Regions from separate parts of the Homo sapiens genome. Here region 1 is linked to region 2. A link is a contact called in ENCODE Hi-C or POLR2A ChIA-PET data. All regions are on one chromosome and are shown on one strand. The core of a region is the stretch at or near the end of the contact, and the rest is flanking DNA. Distances in the headings are between cores, read along the strand shown. Region 1 overlaps LINC00911 (long intergenic non-protein coding RNA 911). Region 2 has its middle 38 kb from the start of SNORD3P3.

Region 1 (3,064 bases), core at 66-2,565, 180 kb before region 2:
GTGAAACTGACTCTGTAAGCTGCCCCTTCCTTACTGGTGAACAACTTCATCCAATTTTAGGTCCTTTCCATTTGTTTCAATATAGGATTTTGAAATAATTTGAATGCTGTTGGAAATGATACTTTTTGTTACACAAAACAATCCACTGGAACATTATTCTTGAATGAAAAAAAGTTTATACATTTCCTCTTAAAATAAGATGAATTCCTCTAAAAAGTAATTTTGTAGGAGAAATATTAAGAAACACTATCATTTGAATTTTCAAAGCATCTCATATTTCCAGTGTCCTGCTAAATCTAAAACATATTCTTTTATTTAAAAAAAAAAATTTAAAAAGAGAAAGTGTCTTTGCAAAACAGGAAAAAGTATTGACTTAAACATACAAAAAGTTACTGCCTTTTTTAACCACTTGGATACATGTGTTTTAATAGTAGATTTGTTTACATCATCAAATTCTTTCTATCTTTGCTATAGTAGACCCTAAATATTATTCCTACTAAGTTTCAGAAATATACAAATTATATCTATATTTTCTGTCCTGAACTATTAGAATAAATAACCTCTCATGTGACCATATAAACACCAGCCACATTCTAGTACAAAATGCTTTGGAATTGAAAAGCAGTTTTCAATTCCTACTTGTAGTGGGGTAACAAAGTCTTTAGGCTGGTTAGGGCTAAAAGCGCCACACACTTTGAAGATAAATTAGTTTCATTTTTTATTACTGTATTGCCAGCTTCTCTTCCAAATTACATTTTTAATAAATTTGATCTATAGCCATTTTGAAGGGTGAAAGCCCATAAACACATCTTTCTGCTTTAATTGCCTTTATAAAGCACTTACTCAAAAGGGTAGTTTTTCTTCCCAGTTGTACCACCAGTTTTTATAAGTGAATCTGCCTGCCTCTCAGGATAAACTGAAACTCACTGCTAAAAATGAATCCTGTACTGTGGGGCGTTAATATATTCACACAAATTTTTATTGCAACAAAAAGAAAAATAATTGCCTTTTCAAGGAGGTTGTATGACATTAACAGGTAACATTTATATTCCAATTTATTTACAATAACATACATATTATATTCTACATATCATGGTCCTATTGTCAGATCAACGCTGTTTGTGACTTGCAGGCAGTTAAAAACCCACACCCGTTGTCACAGAACAACAGGCTCGAGCAAGTTTTCTACTGGGCACTGAGCCACATGAATCCATGTATCTTTCTCTTCTCTATTTGTGTGTACACTCCTCCCTGGGTGATCTCATCCAGAGTCATGAACTTGCATTCCATCTACACGCCCATGCCTCTGTCTTTTGGATCTCTACTCCCATCTCCCCCTGAGTTCAGACTTGCACCACCTACTGGCTCTTCACTGACCGGCTAACTGATGCTCAAATTCGACGTATCGAAAGCAGAACTCGTAAGTCTTCCTGCAACCTGCCTTCCCCATCTCAGTCCCTAGCGTCAACATTTCATACATGGGACCAAAACCTTGTAGAAATCTGTGACTCCTCTTTATCTCCCACATTCCTCATCTGTTAGCAACTCCAGTGGTCTCTAACTGCATAATACAAACGTGTACACACAGAATCTGACCACGTCTTAACATCTATTCTGTGAATACTCCAACTAAGCCACAGTCTTCTCTCACCTGGACTGTAACATACTACTGACAGGTTTTTGTGGCTCTGATAATTCTCTACACACTGGCTATAGCGATATTTTAAAATGTGAATTAGATAATTTCTCACCCTTGCTCAAGACTGGCCAATGGTCTCTATTACACTCAGAATGAAATCCAAGCACCATGGGCTACAATGGCACACGTGAATCAATCCTTACCTTATTGCTCATGTCACCCCACTCTCCTCCTCACGCATATTGCTCGAACCATGTTCACTGACCTTCATGCTTTCTGTGAGCAAGCCAAGCCCACTCCTGCCTCAGGCCTTTCTACTTTCTCTTCTCTCTGTCTGGAACACTCTTCCCCAGGTTTTTGGATGGCTCACTTTCTTACTTCATTCATATTTCAGCTCAAATGCCAATTCCTCCGGAAGGCCTTTCCTTTCTAATCTAGCATCTTCTACTCCATCTGTCACTCAGTAATTGTGCCCTTATAACATTTTTTCTACATAGGTCTTATCGCTCTCTGAACTTTTATTATACTTATTTATTTTTCTATTCATTTGTGGATTTTTTCTTGCCTCTCCCAGCAGAATGTTGGCTCCGTGAAGGATAGCAGCTAGTCTCTTTTCTTCCCCACTGGATCCCTTTTGGTTCCTGTATCCTTTGAGGAAACAAATAAATCTTCCCACATGGGGATATTTGATTCCACTACCGTGTAGATGGCCACTAGGTATGGGATGTGGAAGGTATAAAGTAAACTCACACACTGAAATACTAGGCCCAAGTGAGCAGATGCACTTCCTGTCTCAGTCACGATTTCCTCAGCAATTGCAAGAATGTAGGAGGGGAGAAATGGGGAAGTACAGAAAGAAGTGTTGAGGCGTTGGCATTCTGGGATGAATACTAAGAATATGTGGGGCAAAAAAAAATTGCTGTGAACATCTCACTTCCAATAACACATAAGAAAGCAATTGAGTCAAACTGGAAAGTGAAAATCAGAAATTCATGATTTTTTTTAAAAAAGTTTCTGATTTCCCACATAAACTCAGAAGTCATTACATTTTAGCAGTTGTAAATATTGCTAGGAAGCATTTTAACAATGCAGACTTTTGAGCCTCTGGGATTTGGGTCTGTTCTCTAGAGGATTCCAACGCAGGTGGTCCGTGCACATGTTTTGAAGAATGGGGACTGGGAGCAGTGAGTGCTCTAAACTATTTTATTTCAATAAAGAAAGGAGAAATATTTTCTAGCTTCCTTTAGATGCACAATAAAAATATATTTTTTCACATATTTATTTATTTATTATTTTACTTTAAGTTCTGGGATACATGTGCAGAAGGTTCAGGTTTGTTACATAGGCATGCATGTGCCATGGTGGTTTTCTGCACCCATCAACCCATCATCTAGGTTTTAAGCCCTGCATGGATGTCCTAAAGCT
Region 2 (3,305 bases), core at 14-2,513:
GTGTTCATTTTTACATACATTTCTGTCATAAAAATACAATAAGTGTAAGTAACCTGAAGAGAATAAATACAAAACAAAATGGCATAAATAATTAGAAAGTGATGGGTTTAAGTATATTTCGCTTTTGTTTTTCATATAATTTATTTAATCACAAATTCACACAAATTAATTTTTATTACTGCCTGTGTTTAGTTACCAGCTCATAAAGTTCCTGAAGATGGATAATTTTTTCTCATGAGCTTCCAGGAGCTGGTGTCAGCACACCACTGTTTGTCTGATGAGTGAGTAACACTTCCTGGAGAAGGTGAAACCTCAAGTGAGTCTTAACAGGTAAGTAGGAATCAGCTGCTCGATGGTCTTGTGGATGGAAAAGAAGATAAACGCTAAAGCAAAGTGGCTAGATAACGGCGAGGGAAAGGCAATGTGTGGATGGAAATATAAGCAGGTTTGTATTTGCTGAGATGAAATTCTCAGAAAGCAAAGGCGTGATAAAAAAAAGATCCTGCAAACTGCATCAAGGAACTTAGAATTTATCCTATAGGCCATGAGGAGCTGTTGGAGGATTTAAAGCAGGAGAGTGAATTATTTAGATTTATGGCTGAAGCATGATCTTCTGGCCAAGCCTTGTAGAATGAACATGAGAAGGAGCAAGACTTAAGACACAAAAACCAGTTGGGAAGCTGTTGCAGTGCTTTAGAGAAGTGATGATATGTGCTGATTCAGGACAGTTGTATTTAAGAAAGAGGAGGTGATACATGCCAGAAATATTTAAGAGGTAAAGTCAGCAGGGCCAGTGATTAATTAGAAGAACGCAGGGGTGAGGGAGAGGGAAAAGTCAATGATGGCTTCCCAGTTTTCAGCTCAGTTTATAAATTATGGATCGACGGCCAATAAATGGAGTCAAGGAAGAGGATTAGATTTCTGGGCTATGCTGATTAATTCAGCGTCCTTATGTACAGTTTCAGTCATTATGGAATATCCATGTGGAAATACCTCGCAGTTCTGGCTGAAGATAAAATTTAGTGCATGACTAATATACAGGTGTTAGTAGATGAGCTCCGGAGGGAAAAGCGGGCGAAGTAAAAGGTAGGAAACAAAGCATAACTTGAAGATGCATCTGCACGTAGAGAATCAGCAGAAGAAAAAAGGCCAGTAATGCAGACAGAAGGACTGACCGGAGAGGTGAGAAGTGAATAGGAGAACGTGAATCATGTAGTACAGGAAGAAACACTGTTTAAAAAGCCAGCATGACTCACGCCTGTAATCCCAGCACTTTGGGAGGCCAAGACGGGCAGATCACGAGGTCAGGGGCTCGAGACCAGCCTGTCCAACGTGGTGAAACCCTGTCTCTACTAAAAATATAAAAAATAGCTGGGCGTGGTTGTGGGCGCCTGTAATCCCAGCTACTCAGGAGGCTGAGGCAGGATAATTGCTTGGACCTGGGAGGCAGAGATTGCAGTGAGCAGATTGTGCCACTGCACTCCAGCCTGGGGGACAGAGCGAGACGCCATCTCAAAAAAATAAATACATATAAAAGCCAGCATGGAGAAATAACGTCAACAGTGCCAAATGAATTGTGTATGCCATTTGTATATTTATACCTCAAATTAAAATATATTTCACATGTCATAAATATGATCTTGATTGATGTTCTTGCTTTTAGAAAATTTTAGTGCACAAATAGTATGGATTTATTGTGAAATAATGATAAAATATACACATATAAAAGAAGAAACACTTTTTATCCCACTTCTGAGTTAATAGCTGTTAAGATTTCGAATTTAAGTGATTCTTGAACTTTTCTGTATATGTGTGCATGCACATACATATCCAAATTAATGTATTGTGTTTAATTGATAGGAAAATGCACTTATTCAATATTTTAATGACTACATATAATACTCATTATGTGGCTGTATTATACTTTATATAACCTATACCCATTGTTAAACACTTTAAATTATTATTATTACTTTCACCTACTATAAGAAGCATAATAAACATCTTTGTGCTTAAAGCATTTATATGTAATTTTTTTTTCCTTGAAGAACAATCTCTAAATGTAGAATTAACTAAGAATATAAAAAACTTTTATGGATTTTGACACATTTTGCCAACATGCTTCTTAGAAATATAGGTCTGACGAGATTTTCACCAGCACTTGTAAATGGTGCTCATTTCTCCAAGACCTCATCAGTGCGGAATATTCCCAGATTTTATCTATATTTAAAAATATTAATAGTATCCATAGATCTTTCACCTACAACCAAAAAAAAAATCTTGAAGCCAAATATTTTTATGGCATTTTATAAACTAGTTGTAAAACCAGGATGAACTAAGAGTAGCAGATGATACCATATTTCGGTCAGGTAGATTTTCACAGCCTTCAGTGTGCAGCCTCTGTTGCTGAGTACTTCCCCTGAGTGTGCCTTGTTTCCACTTCTGCACTTTTATTCAAACTACTGTATGCACTGCTTGTTCAGACAGCCTTCTCGCTCTTCTCCTTGTCCAAGTTGTACATTTGTTCAACTCATTTTTGAAAAATTCTCTTATAAATGCCTATAGAGCTTTGAATTTTTAAGCCATAATTAATATTCAGTTACATATTTTCTTGAGTAGTGTGTTCACTTACTTTTCTTACATGGGTTACAAGATCATAAGGGAAAGGACCATAGCACGTAGTGAGTCCTAGTCTGTCATCTGTGAATCACATTCTTGCATGACAATGGATAAGCAATAAGGAAACACAGGGAAGAATAACGCAAAATCATGAGCATGTTACTAACTTTGGCTTTGTACTAATGAATTGTCTATTCTAATACAATTATTTGAAAAGAAAATGAGCATTTTATAGACTTAAAAAAAATTGAGCAGCTTTCCCAATGATTTTGGAAAAGTTTTGACCTATCGTGTGTGTGTGTGTTTGTGTATGTGTGAAAGAGAGAGATGTTGTAGGTTATAGAGGGTATGTGGATAGGAGAAGGGACAGATTTAGATGATTTATTTTACAGATATAAAGGCTAAGGTAAAGAAATGCTAGGTGAGTTTCTTCAAACACAAAGTTGGTAGGAGAGATGTTGATCCTGAACTTAGATCTGCTGACTTTCTGGTTAATGTTAGTTTTATACCATCAGACTCCATCCTTAACATGTATATTTTTAATTCATGTATAGTGTATTTAGAAAAGATTGATAAAATTGACAATTTAGATTCAAACCTGAAATATAAATATTCCAGTAATCTTAAGTGATTGGAACCACAGAGTAACTTAAGGGACTTCACGAGTTTTCCATTTTTTATTATCT

What was found. Hi-C counts contacts between places; a loop is a spot of excess contacts on that map. ChIA-PET counts read pairs that join two places held with the same protein, here RNA polymerase II (POLR2A). Pooled maps may share reads with other maps.
Region 1: a loop to region 2 is called in a map of mammary epithelial cell, with 6 times the contacts of the local background. The contact joins two enhancer-like sites. A Hi-C loop is called at or near these places in 3 of 168 maps with a recorded cell type or tissue (MCF 10A, PC-9 and mammary epithelial cell) and 1 of 50 pooled maps. POLR2A ChIA-PET finds 5 or more read pairs at or near these places in 2 of 52 experiments (MCF 10A and OCI-LY7).

The regions. Positions count from the first base shown.
Region 1 is chr14:85,413,727-85,416,790 of GRCh38, reverse strand. All of the region lies in intron 2 of LINC00911 (long intergenic non-protein coding RNA 911), which reads right to left. Among named protein-coding and RNA genes, the nearest start is that of LINC00911, 21 kb to the right of the region's middle. Within about 2 kb of position 1,315, at least 10 of the 41 ENCODE cell types and tissues checked have a DNase peak (open chromatin) inside an H3K27ac peak, as active enhancers do; they include mammary epithelial cell, where a contact is called at or near this core.
Region 2 is chr14:85,231,814-85,235,118 of GRCh38, reverse strand. No RefSeq gene overlaps it. Among named protein-coding and RNA genes, the nearest start is that of SNORD3P3, 38 kb to the left of the region's middle. Within about 2 kb of position 1,263, at least 2 of the 41 ENCODE cell types and tissues checked have a DNase peak (open chromatin) inside an H3K27ac peak, as active enhancers do; they include mammary epithelial cell, where a contact is called at or near this core.